2 separate regions of the Homo sapiens genome follow, and region 1 is linked to region 2. The links are chromatin loops, found by intact Hi-C in ENCODE. Cell type or tissue: endothelial cell of umbilical vein. All regions are shown on one strand. Links, peaks and the distances in the headings refer to the core of each region. The heading gives the core; the rest is flanking DNA. Region 1 overlaps RERE (arginine-glutamic acid dipeptide repeats). Region 2 overlaps RERE (arginine-glutamic acid dipeptide repeats).

What was found. Hi-C counts contacts between places; a loop is a spot of excess contacts. Peaks named below come from ENCODE experiments on the same cell type or tissue, not always from the same donor. Only the 100,000 strongest peaks of a DNase experiment are listed, where the experiment ranks them.
Region 1: it touches region 2 in a loop (2.1-fold over the local background); 2 of 110 quality-filtered maps call a loop at or near these places.

Annotation. Positions count from the first base shown.
Region 1 is chr1:8,482,545-8,490,699 of GRCh38, reverse strand. The region is part of intron 10 of RERE (arginine-glutamic acid dipeptide repeats); the gene reads left to right. Among named protein-coding and RNA genes, the nearest start is that of SNORD128, 8.3 kb to the left of the region's middle. In endothelial cell of umbilical vein, for the core only: no CTCF peak of the experiment used is centred there; no DNase peak of the experiment used is centred there.
Region 2 is chr1:8,550,552-8,558,706 of GRCh38, reverse strand. It overlaps RERE (arginine-glutamic acid dipeptide repeats), which reads left to right. Exons shown (of 23, transcript NM_001042681.2): 5 at 1,184-1,289; 6 at 2,136-2,232. Among named protein-coding and RNA genes, the nearest start is that of SNORD128, 60 kb to the right of the region's middle. In endothelial cell of umbilical vein, for the core only: no CTCF peak of the experiment used is centred there; a DNase peak (open chromatin) is centred at 3,326.

The sequences.
Region 1 (8,155 bases), core at 1,541-5,540, 68 kb after region 2:
GAATGGAATCATATTGTGTGACTTCTTTGGGCATAAGGATTTTGAGAGCCAGTTGTGTTTCATGTATCGATAGTTCATCCCCTTTTTATTGATAAGTATTCCCTTGTATGGATATGCATATTCACAATTTTTTCATATTCTTTAACCTTGTTAAACAACATTCTGGTTGTTTATAAGCTTTTGGCCATTATAAATAAAAGTTTTTTCAACATTGTTGTATGAGTCTTTATGTTGACATTTATCTTCAGTTCTCTCAGGTAAATACTTGGAGTGGCAGGATTGTTTGTACGTAGGAAGCTCTCTCAGAAACTGTCAAACAGGTTTCTTTTCTTTTCTTTTCTTTTTTTTTTTTTTTTGAGATGTTGCCCAGGCTGGAGTGCAGTGGTGCGATCTCGGCTCACTGCAACCTCCTCCTCCCAGGTTTAAGCAGTTCTCCTGCCTCAGCCTCCTGAGTAGCTACAGGCATGTGCCACCACGTCCAGCTAATTTTTTTGTATTTTTCGTAGAGACAGGATTTCACCACGTTGGCCAGGATGGTCTTGACCTCTTGACCTCGTGATCCGCCCGCCTTGGCCTCCCAAAGTGCTGGGATTACAGGCGTGAGCCACTGCGCCTGTTCTGTCAAACAGGTTTTTTTTTTTTTTTTGAGACAGAGTCTCGCTCTGTCGCCCAGGCTAGAGTGCAGTGAGTGGTGCGATCTACGCTTACTGCGAGCTCTGCCTCCCGGGTTCACGCCATTCTTCTGCCTCAGCCTCCCGAGTAGCTGGGACTACAGGCACTCGCCACCACGCCTGGCTAATTTTTTGTATTTTTAGTAGAGATGGGGTTTCACTGTGTTAGCCAGGATGATCTCGATCTCCTGACCTCGTGATCCTCCCACCTGGGCCTCCCGAAGTGCTGAGATTACAGGCGTGAGCCACTGCGCCCGGCCTACAGGTTTCTAAAGTGGTTCCAATTTAGATTCCCATCAGTAGTGTGTTATAATTTTACGTCTTTAGCATCTTCACCAAGACTTGGTGTTGTCAGTTATTTTTTTTTAAATTTTATCCATTTTAATGGATGTGTAGTCTGGTATCTCATTGAGGTTTTATTGGAATTTCCTAATTTAATAGGGTTGAGCATCTTTTCCTGTTTTATTGCCCATTTGTTTATCTTTTTTTGTGAAGCCTCTGTTCAAATAGTTTGTTTACTTAAAAAAATTTGTTTTACAATTTAGTTATAAGGATTGTTTGTTAATATTTCAGGTAGAAGTCCTTTGATATATGTATTGGGAATTATTTGTCCCATACCATGACTTTTTTTCATTCTTTTAAAAAAATTTTTTTTTCCTTTTTCTTTTTTTTTTTAAGTCTCACTTTGTCACCAAGGCTGGAGTACAGTAGAGTGATTATAGCTCACTGTAACCTCAAACTCCTGAGCTCAAGCAATCCTCCTGCCTCAACCTCCTGAGTACCTGGGACTACAGGCTACTACACCTGTCTAATTTTTTTTAGAGTTTTTGTTTGTTTGTTTGTTTCTTCTAGTGACAGGGCCTCACTATGTTTCCCAGGCTGGTCTAGAATGCCTGGCCTCAAGTGATCTTCCCACTTCAGCTTCCCAAAATGCCGGGATTAAGACATGAGCCACCGCACCTGGCCTGACTTTTTTTCCTTAATGTTGACTTTAATATATAGTTATGCTGAAGCTTAATAAGTCATTATTTTCCTTTTATGGTACTATCTCTGATTACTCCAAGATTACAAAGATTGTTTCTGTGCTTTATTCTAGAAGTTTTACTTCTTACATTTAGGTCTTTGATTCATTTTGAATTGTGATGCGTTAATTATGGAGTGAAAATTGATTTTCTTCCACACAGATACCTGTTGTTTGAACAATATTGGTTGGAAAAACTTTTCTCATTTGACTGCCTTGACATTGTTATTGAAAATCAGCTGCTTTTTTATGTTTGGATCTTTTTCTGGATTCTATTCTGTCTCATTGATCGTTATTAGGGCCTCTGTGTTTTGAATACTGTAGCTATATAGGAAGTCTTGACCTCAGGGGTGTCTTTCTGCTTTAAATGTGATTTTAAAGATTGCTTTGGCTATTTGAGGTAATTTCCATTTCCATGTAAATTTTAGAATCAGCCTTCCAGTTTCTAATTTTTAAAAAGTCTTGCAGGCGCAGTGGCTCACACCTATAATCCCAGCACTTTGGGAGGCCGAGGTGAGCGGATCGCCTGAGGTCAGGAGTTTGAGACCAGCCTGGCCAACATGGTGAAACCTCGTCTCTACTAAAAATATAAAAATTAGCCGGGCATGGTGGCACGTGCGTGTAATCTCAGCTATTCAGGAGGCTGAGGCAGGAGAATCACTTGAACCCGGGAGGCGGAGGTTACAGTCAGCCGAAACCGTGCCATTGCATTCTAGCCTGGGCAACAAGAGTGAAACTCTGTCTCAAAAAAATAATAATAATAAAAAATAAAAAGTCTGATGGAATTTTAATTGGGATTCTATTGAATTTATGGATCAGTTTGGGAAATACTGACATCCTAACAATATTGGATCTTCTAATCCATAAATACGATATTTCTCTATTTTTAAAGAAGTTGTCTTTGATTTTTTTTTTTTTTTTGATTAAAAAAAATTTAAAGAGGTCTTGCTATGTTGTTCAGTCTGGGCTTGAAGTCCTTGGCTCACGTGATCTCCTGCTTCAGCCTCCTGAGTAGCTGGGACTACAAGTGCATGCCACCATGCCCCGCTTTCTTTTACTTCTTACAATAAGATTTTTTGGGAATACAGATCTTACAACATTTTGTTAAATTTACTCCTAAGTATTTCCTGTTTGAGGATTCTGTTGTAACTAAAATTTTAATTTCTAAATGGTCTTCGATAGCATAGAAACACAATCAGTTTTTATATGTTGGCTTTTTTTGGTCCTGCTAAACATGTCGTGTGCAAATATAGTTTTACCTCTTCCTTTATGATCTATGTGTTTTATTTCTTTTTTGTGCTTTATTGCACTTCCTTGAACCTCTGCTATAATACTGAATAGAAGTGATGAGAGTGGACATTATCTTTCTAATCTTAGAAAGTTTTCAGTCATTTACTATTAAGTACAATGCAGTTTTTGTTGTATTTGTTTGTTTTGAGAAAGGGTCTATTGCCCAGGCTGGAGTGCAGTGTAGCAATCTTGAATCACTGCAGCCTTGACCTCCCAGACTCAAGTAATCCTCCTGTCTGAGCCTCCCAAGTAGCTAAGACTACAGGGTACACCATCATGCCCAGCTAATTGTAAAATTTTTTGTAGTGACGGGGTCTCACTATGTTGCCCAGCCTGGTCTCGAACTCCTGGGCCCAAGTGATCCTCCTCAGCTTCCCCAAATGCTGAGATTATAGGTGTAAGCCACTGCACCTGGCCTTTCTTTGTTTTTTTAATCAAGTTAGAATGATCTCTTATATATCCAGGTTGTTGAGTTTTTATTGTGAATGGGCATTGAATTTTGTCAGTTGCTTTGTTTTTCCTTCTGCATCTAATGAGATTATTATATGATTGTTATTCTTTATTTTGTTAATATAGTGAATTACATTGATTTCAAATATGAAGGAACTGTTTGTTCCTAGGATGAATCCTGCTTGGTCACTACGTACTATTGGATTCAATTTGCTAATAATTTGTTAAGGAATTTTACATTTGTGATCATGAGAGATACTGAGTTGTAGTCTTCCTTCTTTGTAATAAGGAGTTTGGTAATAAGAACTTTGGTTTTCATATCAGAGTAATACTCCCTCAAAAAATTAGTTGGGAAATCGTTCTTCCTGTTCTGTTTTCTTAAGATGTTTATGAAAGATTGATATTACTTTCTACATCAAATGTTTGCCAGAATTCACAGTTTAGCCATCTAAATTTTTTTATATAGAAAGTGCTTTTTTTCTTTTCTTTCTTTTCTTTTTTTTTTTTTTTTTAAGATGGACTCCACGTTGCCAAGGCTGGTAATTTGTTTCCTCTTGATCAATATAAAGACGTTTCAACATTATTGATCTCTTTAGAGTTTGGTTTTATTATTTTTTCCCGTTTGTTTTATATTTCATTGGTTTCTGTTCGTTATTAATTTTTTTCTACCTATTTGGGGTTTAATTTGATCATTTTCCTCCTAGCTTTCTAAAGTGGGATGTTAAATAGCTGATTTTACCACAAATTTTGATTTGTTGTGATCTATTATTCTGTTCAAAAATGTTTTGAATTTTTTGGTGATTTCTTTGACCCATGAATTATTTAGTACTAAATTCCTTAATTTCCAGATACTTGGGGCTTCTCTAAGTTTTATTTTTTGGAATGTTATTGATTTCTAATTTAATTTAATTCAGTGGTCAAAGAGTACTCAGTAACATTTCAGTATTTTGAAATCTTTTGAGCCTTGTTTCTTGGCTGAGCATGTGATGTGTCTTGGTTCATGTTTCATGTGTACTTGCCATCAACTTGCTCTCTGTAGTTACTGGGTGTGCTGTTATGCAGTGTCAGTGGTTGACGTTAGTATTCATATCTTCTCTTATACTAATTTTTTTTATCACCTAGTTGTATGTTACTGAGAGACATGTATGAAAGTCTTCAATAGTGATTGTAGGCCAGGCGCGGTGGCTTACGCCTGTAATTCCAGCACTTTGGGAGGCCGAGGTGGGCGGGTCACAAGGTCAAGAGATCGAGAACATCCTGGCCAATGTGGTGAAACCCCGTCTCTACTAAAAATAGAAAAATTAGCCGGGTGTGGTGGCGCACACCTGTAGTCCCAGCTACTCAGGGAGCCTGAGGCAGGAGAATTGCTTGAATCTGGGAGGCGGAGATTGCAGTGAGCCAAGATCGCGCCACTGCACTCCAGCCTGCCAATAGAGCGAGACTCCATCTCCAAAAAAAAAAAAAAAAAAAAGTGATTGTAGAGTTGGTTGTTTCTCCTTTTGATTCTGTTAATTTTTGCTTCATATATTTGAAGTTGGTTATTAGACACATGAACACTTAAAATATTTGTGTCTTTCTCTGTCTTTTGACCCTTTTACCTTTCTGCTGTAACCTTTTTTGTGTCTACTAATATTCTTTGTCTTGAAGTCTGTTTTGTCTAATGTTAATACAGCCACTCTAGTTTTCTTATGCTTGTTGTCTGCATGGTACATCTCTTTACAACTTCTTACTTTGAATCTTGTTTTTTCTTTGTATTTAAGGTAACATCTCCTGTATTCTTTAGTTGTTTCATGCCTTTTTATCTAGTTTGGCAAGCTCTGCCTTTTGTTTGGAGTGTTGAGTCTGTTTTAATTTAATGAAGATGGTTTTCAGGTTATATAAAACTTTAGCCGTATGTCTTTTTTTTGAGACAGAGTTTCGCTGTTGTTCCCCAGGCTGGAGTGCGATGGCACGATCTCGGCTCACCACAACCTCCGCCTCCCAGGTTCAAGTGATTCTCCTGCCTCAGCCTCCCAAGTAGCTAGGATTACAGACATGCGGCACCACGTCCAGTGAATTTTGTATTCTTAGTAGAGACGGGGTTTCTCCATATTGGTCAGGCTGGTCTTGAACTCCCTACATCAGGTGATCTGCCCACCTTGGCTTCCCAAAGTGCTGGGGTTACAGGAGTAAGCCACCGGATCCGGCCCACATTCTTAATAGTAGAGGCCTCATTGAAGAATCACAGAGGTAGTTAATAAATATCTTATTTTCATGGCCACATGACTTGCTACTTTTGGTCCAATAGTGAACTGGCAGATAGTTCAGGACAGTTGTTCTTTGTTTGTTCATTTATGTTAACATGCATTTCTTATCTTTTCATACATAAGAAACAGCTTTGTACCGCTGTAGAGGAAGAAGATGTAATAAACATGTTGGTCTCTCTCATTAGGAAAAGAGGGATTTCTTAGTAACATTGGGCGTATTCCTTTTTGTATGTAGCAATGATATGTTTTATTTTAATATTTCAAATGTGAACACCTATAAATGTAAAATTGTTTTATTTGGCTGGGCACAGTGGCTCACACCTGTAATCCCAGCACATTGGGAGGCCAAGGTGGGTGGATCACCTGAGGCTGGGAGTTCCATACCAGCCTGGCTAACATAGTGAAACCTCATCTCTACTAAAATTACAAAAATTAGCTGGACGTGATGGTGGCGCCTGTAATCCCAGCTACTTGGGAGGCTGAGGCAGGAGAATGGTGTGGCCTGGAGGCAGAGCTTGCAGTGAGCCGAGATGGCGCTACTGCACTCCAGCCTGGGCGACAGAGCGAGACTCCATCTCAAAAAAAAAAAAAAAGTTTTATTTGTATTTTTATATATTAAATATAAGCTTATGTTAAATATGAAGAAGTAATGGTGTTTCCCCAGAAAGATCTTGTGTGGAAATATTTCTGTGTGTGTTTCCTCATACAGTGTTTGCATTAGGCTCATCTGAACACTTGCAGCTGACATATAATTTGTAAACATCATGCTATATAACATGGAGATGATCTGTCTTATCCTAATGGGGTTAATTTAGCCACCTTTGAGTGCTTACATTTATTTGGCTATTTACAAAATAGACCTTTATATTCCTACTTAGAAACTGCAGAAAAGCCCCATCATTTGAGACTAAGGTTTTCTAGAATATATCTTGCCAACTTATTTTTACTAAACTGATATTGGATTTCCTTCTTTGGGCTCAGGTATCTTTCCTGGTTTCTAATACAATTCAAATTATTTTGCTTTTTCTTTCTCAGTAATTTATTGCCATTTTCTCACCAACACTAAACATAACTATATATTCACTGTGTGTAAGTAAAATTTATAATCATGCAACAAAGATTTCACCTCCGCCTGGACAGTTTTATTCCCTGAGATACGGGTGGCTTTTAGACGTTTGGATTAAGCTCTTTATGTATTCAAGAGAGTACATGTTTGTTTGCTTATTTATTTATGCACACCCACATCTCCTTCAGCAAAGAATTCAAGGCTCCCAGTGGCTTCATAGTTTTTCATCTCTGGTCTATAAATATCACTATTTGTTAACTGTTGAGTATTAATTATTTGTGTTTTCTAACCCTAGTCTGATGCCTGACACATGGTAGAGAGATACTAAATGGTTGTTGAATGATTGAATAGATAAATCAAGTTCAAGTTCATATCACACTTGATCATCCAGAAATTGATGTTAGGAAGTTGGCATAGCAGAATATGCAGATAACCCTATTCTAAGGATCATTTTCATTTCTCTTTTATTCTAAAAAATTAAGTCCATAGAATTTTTGTCAGATTTTTTGTTTGTTCATTATAAATGGCCTTCACTAAAGTATCTGGACCTGGATTAGCTTTGCAGTGCTTATGACTTGAATGTGGAATATTTCTCAGCTCCCAAATAAGGCATTGCCGGGAGGCCCTTTCATAAGTTTTCCCTAAGCATGTGAGAGGAGCCTTCTGACATTCATTCCATACCCACACCCTTTACTTAAATGTTTCTATCCAGATGAGTCAACATTAAATGGTTAGTGTTTGCTGGCTTGGGTTAAGGTAAGATGTTGGGTTTTCTTGTCGTTCAGGATTTTTTATTTGTTGTTGGAAAGTCTAATGGGTAAAGCTGATAGGCTCTATGATTTCTTATTATGGAAATCCAATAAATTTCAGAACAGCACATCATATAAATCAGCCTTGACAGGCACTGTTGCCAGTGTTTTATTTATGTAATAACAGGATATTGAAGTCAACAGAAAGTTGTGCTGTTAATCATAGCATTAGTGAGGATGCAGAAAAAGATCACGCAGTTGAGGTTTTCTGGTATAACCAAGACCTTTTCAGCTGATTATTAGCATAATAATATATAATTTTCAACTTTTATTTTTTGAAAATTTTTTAGTTTTAGAAACATTTTGAGCTATTGTTTTGAAAATTAAGTGTTTAGGTGTTCACCTGTGTGGCTTCCTTTGGGCTAAGAAATTCATAAATTCCCTTCTAAAGTTCCATGTAACAACATTTTAACACAAATTGCGTGATTTAATTTTTGTCTTTTTTTTTTTTTTTTTTTTTTTTTTGCAACAGAATCTCACTCTGTTGCCCAGGCTCGAGTGCAGTGCCACCATCTTGGCTCACTGCAAGCTCCAACTCCTGGGTTCACGCCATTCTCCTGCCTCAGCCTCCCAAGTAGCTGGGACTACAGGCACCTGCCACC
Region 2 (8,155 bases), core at 1,464-5,463:
TTAAGTGTTTTTTAGCAAAGGTTTTTTGGAACCTTCCTGGTGTTTTAGTGTTGGCTATATTTGTGACTTGCTCGTTAAAGCAGGAAGCATCTTCCTTCATTAATGAGGGCTCTTTTATCATATTTTAGGATTTAGGCATCCCCTTTATAAACATGAGGCATTTCTTGAATTTTAGCTCTCATTCATTACTGACCAACGGGCCTGTGATGAGAACGTAGAGGCTGCTGAAAGGCATGATACTGCATTCACCTTGGAGAAGCCTGTTAAGGCCGCACATGGGTTGGAAAAGTATTTTAGGAGGCCGCAGGGAACCTCAGTGCACTCCCTGTTGAGCTATTTCTTGACCAGCCACAGAGATGATCTTTTGCAAGCTGCAGCCCCATAACTTGCTAATGGAAGGGCAATATTTGATCCTTTATTCTCTGAACAAACTGGGAACAAAATTAACTTTTAGGGATAACATAGTGCAGTGTCCTACAAACATTTACAGGATCATTTATGTGATAATCATAAAATTCTTCATTATTCACAAATAATTTTATACAAGATGTTCTATTATCTGGAGATTCGGAAATAAATGAGATGAGGTCTCTGGACTCATAGTACCTTCATCACCACCCATTCTTCGCTATATTCATTTGGCACTTAACAATAACTGTGGCTAAACAGTGGAAGGAGAATCTGATTTAGTCTGGGTAATAGGCAAACCTTGGAGAAGAGATTATTTTGTGCCAGGCCTTGTGGGGTAAGTTCTTTCTAGCCTTATTGCCCTTAATGAGCCTTGACAGTCAGCTAACACTGACTCTAAATATTTACCAAAATGATTAAAGATTAAAATAGAAGGATATATTAATGTAGTATTGTATAGTTAATGTTAAATAAAAATGTAATTTTGAATGGATTAGTTAAACTGGGGAGATAAACAGATTCAAGACTGGTCTCCTTTTGTTTCCTGAAATAAGCAGTTTAGAGGGGTAAGGTGAGAGGGATCTATTGATGGGTGTTTTTAAAAAACAAAACTTGACCTCATAACTGACTTATGTATTGTTGTGGTCCTGATGGTAATTGTGTCTCTCCCTATCTACGTGTCCACCCGTTTACAGGGGCTTTTGGTCATGGGTATGATATGCACTTGTGGCCACCTGAAATCCTGTTCCTAATGCTGTTAGATTTTCCTTTTCAGAGTAAGAGGGACCATCTCCTCATGAACGTCAAATGGTACTACCGTCAATCTGAGGTTCCAGATTCTGTGTATCAGCATTTGGTTCAGGATCGACATAATGAAAATGGTAAATATGTCCTTGTGGTTTGATTTGTGTGTTTCTTAGCTTTGGGCAAAGTTCTTTCTAAAGACATTTCATTAAATGAAGATAACTTTTTGAAAAATGGATTTTGGAGTGTTGGTAGGCCTTATGCTTGATGATTCACATTGGCTACCAGTTAGTCACGTGAGGTGGGTCTGTCCCTCTCTAGTTCCAGATGAGGAAACTGAGGTTGAGAGATGCTAAGGACGTTGCTGGGGCCATGCATTGTCTAAGTGGCAGTGCTGGCGCTGGCATCAAACTTTGCCTGGCCCTGATCCTGCTCCACTTTTCTCACAGTCAACAAACCAATGAAAAACAGCTTGGAAGAATGATGTTCTTTTTTTATCTTTCTGTTTTTTTTTTTTCCTTCTTTGAAACTATAAAAAAACCTCTGTTAAAGCGTGTAAATTATAGTTCCTTGTTAAAAATATTCTTATCAATGGAAACTGTGTAAGTTCACTCCATTTTGTAATATTTAGCAAGAAAAATAAGACAGGATCACTAAGTATTTTGGTAGTTGAAGGAGGTGCTAGGATAAGATAGTTGTTTTTCTTCTTTTTCCATTTGTGCTTAATCCATTTTGGCAAAATATAGGGTCTTACTAAGGGGTATAAAACATAGCCAAGAAGATACTTTGTTGACAAAAACTGTACATTCTGTTATTGTTATTCTTGCAATTTATGATTCCTCTTCTCTATTTTGCATACTTAACGATGCTAACCAGGCCCGGTTATTTAGTGGGTGGTAAACGTGAAAGAAAAGTTTTACAAATTTTTTTTACTTGTTTTGGGAAACTCAGTTTTAATGTCGTCTTAATTAATTTTTTGACAGACTCTGGAAGAGAACTTGTCATTACAGACCCAGTTATCAAGAACCGAGAGCTCTTCATTTCTGATTACGTTGACACTTACCATGCTGCTGCCCTTAGGTAAGTACTGGAGACGTGCTCTTCCATGTGAAGGAGGAGTCACTGAGTGCAGGAGGTGGAGAGTAATTTCTCCTGATCTTTTAGTAGTCACTGTATTAATCAGACTCCTCTTTTGGCCTCAGTGAACATGCCAGTGTCCGCTCTGGATTGTTGAGATTGCAGAGGTTCTCCGTGTCTTCACTAATCTAGCTTTACTTCTCTCTCTCTTTTTTTTTTTTGATAATTTACTTTTTAATGCTGTTTCTATATTATTGTATCTTCATTTCCTTGGAAATTATTATCCTGGTATTGTTTGCTGAAGTATGTGGGTGAAATGTTCCGATGGGCCAGGTGTGGTGGCTCACATCTGTAATCCTGGCATTTTGGGAAGCTGAGGTGGGAAAAAGTGTTCTGATGGTCTGCAGTTTACTTTCTAAAGATTTAATTCCTGCCACTAGAAAAGACAGAGAAATGGATGAAGCAGATATGGCAGCGTGTAATTACTTGAGAACCCAGGCAAAATTTATAGAGATTTTCATTGAACTATTCTTCCATTTTCTGTATGTCTGAAAAATTTCCTACTATACAGCTTCATTGGCAGGGGGAGGAGATGGGTAGAAAGATATTGAAGATTTCATTCTGAGGCAGAAGGTAACATTCCAGCCAGTCATAATGTCTTCAGAAATTATGTCAAAAAAATGACCATGACATTTGCATCTTTGGGTATTTTCTGTCTCTTTCAAGAAAAGGATGCCCATAATGGCTCATTTTGTGTGTGTATGGCTGACTTTGTGCCTTTTAAGTGGTATAGGAAGTAAGACTACTGATATTCTTAAAACCCTTTCCTCACTGGAAATAAAGTGGTGAAAGACTACTTTTTTTTTGTTAAGTACTGTAATATGGTTTTAACAAAATACTAGGATTTTGGTAGCTTTTATCTTAAAACTACAATGAGTTACAATAATTTCTCCATTCTGATGCTCAGATGGTATTCAGGAAAACCACCTGGAGTCTTTTTTGCAAAGCTACATAGCTAAAGTCAGTTATTTCAAGGTAAATTAGTAGCAACTTTAGGGCAGGCTTTGGCAAGCTTTTCGGGTCAGCTGATGTTTCACATGGTATCTGTTGCAGTGACTCAGCTCAGCCATTGTGGCATAAAAGCAATAGACAACATGGAAATAAATGAAGTGGCTGGGCTGCAGTAAAACTTGATGGATATTGAAATTTGAGTTTCATTTAATTTTCATGTGTCAGGAAATATTCTTCTTTTGCTTTCTTTTTCAGCCATTTAAAAATGGGAAAACTCTTCTCTCAGGCCACAGGAAGCAGGCGGTGTGCCAGATATGGCTTTTCTGGCCATAGTTTGCCAACTCTGCTGTGGGGTATGGCATGGATGTAGTTAGGTTTGACTTCTTACAGGAATTTAGATGAATTTAGAGAGTTTCTCAGTGTTTTATAAACTTCTTGTGAACTTCCACAAGCTTTGTGTGACTTTTAAGATTGGCTTTCCAAGCTTAAGCTCACTTGCTGAACAAAGGAAGTTAATGCAGGGTTGATTATATTGATGGAACAGTTAAATTGTTACCTGGGACCAGTGACTTAATCCTGGAATATTGTTAGCTGGGACCAGTGACTTAATCCTGGAATATTGTTAGCTGGGACTGGTGACTTAATCCTGGAATATTGTTAGCTGGGACCGGTGACTTAATCCTGGAATATTGTTACCTGGGACCGGTGACTTAATCCTGGAATATTGTTAGCTGGGACCGATGACTTAATCCTGGAATATTTCTTGTCTTTTTTTTTTTTTTTTTTTTGAGACAGGATCTCGCTCTGTTGTCCAGCCTGGAGTGCAGTGGTGAGATTATGGCTCACTGCAGCCTCAAACTCCTGGGCTCAGGCAATCCTACCTCCCCAAGTAGCTGGGACTACAGGTGTGCACCACCACACCTGGCTAATTTTTGTATTTTTCATAGAGATGAGCTTTTACCATCTTGCCCAGGCTGGTCTTGAACTCCTAAACTTAAGCAATCCACCCACTTTGACCTCCCAAAGTGCTGGGATTGCAAGTGTGAACCACCGCACTCAGCCAAATCCTGGAATACTTCTTACACTGGTTTGCATACTCTTTCCTTCCTGTTTCCGTCTTGTCTCACGGGTTGAGGGAAAAGATTTTAATCGATTTAGAGTTTCAGTTGAACAAATATGTGAGATATGTAACTGTATTCAACATGTTTTGACATAAATGCTTAAAATCAACATATTTGAGTACTTATCATTGGTATTGAGATTTGTAGAATCTTTTTTTCTGAGACGGGGTGTTGCTCTGTCACCCAGGCTGGAGCTCAGTGGCTTGATCTTGGCTCACTTTACTGCAACCTCCGCCTCCTGGGTTCAAGTGATTCATTCTCCTACCTCAGTCTCCCGAGTAGCTGGGACTACAGGCATGTGCCACGATGCCCAGCTAATTTTTGTATTTTTAGTAGAGACAGGGTTTCACCATCTTGGCCAGGCTGGTCTTGAACTCCTGACCTCAAGTGATCACCCACCTCAGCCTCCCAAAGTGCTGGGATTACAGGCATGAGCCACCACGTCTGGCCCATTTTTATCTTTAGCATTTTTAGAAGAACAAGTTATCCTAAATAATTCCATCTGATTTCCATGAATTTACTGTAGCTAAGTTTACAATCAGATGTTTCTTGGAGATGTGTAAATGTGTAAGTCACTGTCCTTTCACTGGCCACCACAGCTGGAGTGCTACAGTGGTAATACTTTATCTTCTTTTCACTGGGTATATAATTATAATCCTCATTAATTAGTTTTTTTTTCTCCTGTGGTGTTTTCTTTAAAGTGGTCATAAAAAGTGGTAGCTGCTTTATAAAACTTTTACCTTGAATTTGATTTTGTAAGTGTCAAATACAACATCCTTTTGTGACTTGGATTTTTTTCAAAGACATCAGATGACAGGTGGTTGTTTGGTCACTGAACAAGCTGGCCTAATGGTGCAGTGTCGCGTGAGTGTGTGGATGTGCTGATCCAGTGGTGCAGTGTCACGTGTGTGTGGACACGCTGGCTTTGTGGTGCAGTGTCTCGTGCATGTGGACGCGCTGGCCTAATGGTGCAATTTTACGTGTGTGTGTGGATGTGCTGGCCTAGTGGTGCAATTTTGCATGAGTGTGTGGACGTGCCGGCCTAGTAGTGTAGTGTCACGTGTGTGTGGACGCACTGGCTTAATGGTGCAGTGTCTCATATGCATGTGGACATGCTGGCCTAATGGTGCAATTTTGCACGTGTGTGTGGACGCACTGGCCTAGTGGTGTGTCGCACACGCATGTGTGGATGCACTGGCCTACTTGTGTGGTGTCACGATTGTTTGTGGATGTACTGGCCTAGTGGTGCTGTGTTGCACGCGTATATGTGGACACACTGGCCTACTGGTGTGTCACGTGTGTGTGGACATGCTGGCCTAGTGGTGCAGTGTTGCACACATGTGTGTGGACGAGCTGGCCTACTGGTGTGGTGTCATGAGTGTTTGTGGACTTGCTGGCCTAGTGGTGTGGTGTCACGTGTGTGTGAACGCACTGGCCTAGTGGTGCAGTTTTGTGTGTGTGTGGACGTGCTGGCCCAGTGGTGCAGGGTCACACGTGTGTGTGGACGCACTTCCCTAATGGTGCAGGGTCGCGTTGCTGTCACTTAGTGATCCGGCCTCGCTCTTGGCAGCAGCGCTCACTGTGAAAGAAGCTTTGCCTGTCCCATTACTCCCATAAAACAGAATGGGATGGCAGTGCCCCCCAGCAGTCTCTGTTTGTTCTCTTTCTCTTCACGAAGGTAGATTAGCTTAAAAAATGTTTGGGGTGTATTTGGTGGGGGATGGTTAAAGTTAAGCTTTACCTTTTTTTTCCAATTTTCTTCTCATAGTTTATTCACAGAAATAATTTATTCTTTCTCCATAGTTATAAACCAGTACTACTAAAAATAAATTCAATTTTGAGAGAGATACAAATAAAATAGTCTGTGGGCACATGAAAAGGGATCAAACAAATGTAATGAAAAAAACCATGGGGAACAAAAAAGAAAAAAGAAAAAGACTGATCATGTTAGTGCTTAGCACCATTCTTCTTGAAGATCAAAGGGCTCGGTTGTGTGGTTTCATCCGGTCACAGTAACTCTGAGGGGGCTCTTGCCATTCCATTCACTCAGGAGGAAACTGATGTATAAGGTTTGCTTTCAAGCTGGTGCTAGAGTTGGGTTATAAAGGAGGAGAGAGAGCTTTATCCTTTAGCCATGGTGAATCAAAAGGAAAACAAAATGCCCTGTAGTTTCTTTGTAAATTGTGAGATTATAGCTTTTTCCTACCAGAGTTTCTTCCTATAAGAAAATCTGAGCCCTTCGCAGTTGTAGAAATGTGTGTTGAAGTTCAGCATTACTGCATTGCTGTTAGTTTTGAATTCTTGACCTTAGCTATCCCTTATCTCTACCTTTCAAGGTAAGTTTCTACAGCTGCTGATCTTATTTCATCACACTTTATCCATAACCACCATAGAGTAAAGTTAGCATTTTGAATATTTTTTGAGTTCTGTTTATTCCCGGGTAAGAATTTTTGGCTGGCATTGTGGTATAATAGACTGAAGTTAGAGGACTTGTGTTTGAGTCCTGGCTCTGCTGTAGCCTTGTGGCCAGTGTCACGTTTTTTAACGTTTGAGCTAACCTTTGACAAACTTGTTCAAGGTCACATGACTAATGACAGAATCCTGAACCAAACACACACATCTGGTTCCACATCCAGTATGGTAAGGAGTGTGAAAGTCCCTCAAAGAGCATCTCAGGCCCTAGTAACATGTGTAGTACACTCCATAGCTCATTGAATTTCTGCTGAGTTCTTAAAAGTATAAGTGGAAGAAAAGAAAAAGTGAAATTAAGTGTAATTTTGTACTGAGTTAATGATGGTGTAATCACTCAGCATACACTTATTTTACTATTTCTCTGTGGCCTGTTGGCGGAGGAGGGATTAGATATTTAGATTCCTTCAGGTATATGGAGAAGAGTTCAGCTTAGGGAGCTATCTCAACACACTCCAAGAACGAGCAGATAAACTTGTAACTTGTAATTTGTTTTCTGTGCTACTTTTTCTCCCCTAAGGATAATGTTTTATTAAGGATCCAAGGATCTGGAGTGATTGCTTTGTGATTGGACTGAGGACATGTGACCTGGGGAACATTCTTGGGTTTATTGTGTACTCGCATCAGTGCATTCTCCAGTATTGATTGTGGAGGGCAGCACAGGAGATCGTAAGTGTCTTGCTGACTGAGGACTGTTTTCCAGCTTTCTGATTACCTGCTTCCTATTTGGAGGAGTCACTTGGGGAAAGAAATATCCTACTGCAGGTCAGGTTATAGGCTGTCATTTTACCCAGGGGCTCCTATTATAGGAAGATGCTTTAGGATGAATTTTCTGGAAGACCAGGGCCAAGGAGCCCTAAATTAGCTGTTTGAGGCTTCCAGTCTGTTTCTTTTCATTATAAATTAATTTATCTCCCTACTTTGTTATGAGCAACTAGGTTCATGTATATGTTTAGGGCTTGAAACAGATTAGTCACATCTGTGGACAGTTTCCCAACCATTCCTTAAAACATTTAAAAATCCTTTAGTGGCCGGGCACGGTGGCTCACGCCTGTAATCCCAGCACTTTGGGAGGCCAAGGTGGGCAGATCACCTGAGGTCAGGAGTTCAAGACCAGCCTGGCCAACATGGCAAAACCCCGTCTCTACTAAAAATACAAAAAATTAGCCGAGTGTGGTGGCTGGTGCCTGTAGTCCCAGGTACTAGGGAGACTGAGGCAGGAGAATCGCTTTAACCTGGGAGGCAGAGGTTGCAGTGAGCCAAGATCGTGCCACTGCACTCCAGCCTGGGTGACAGAGCGAGACTCTGTCTCAAAAAAAACAAAA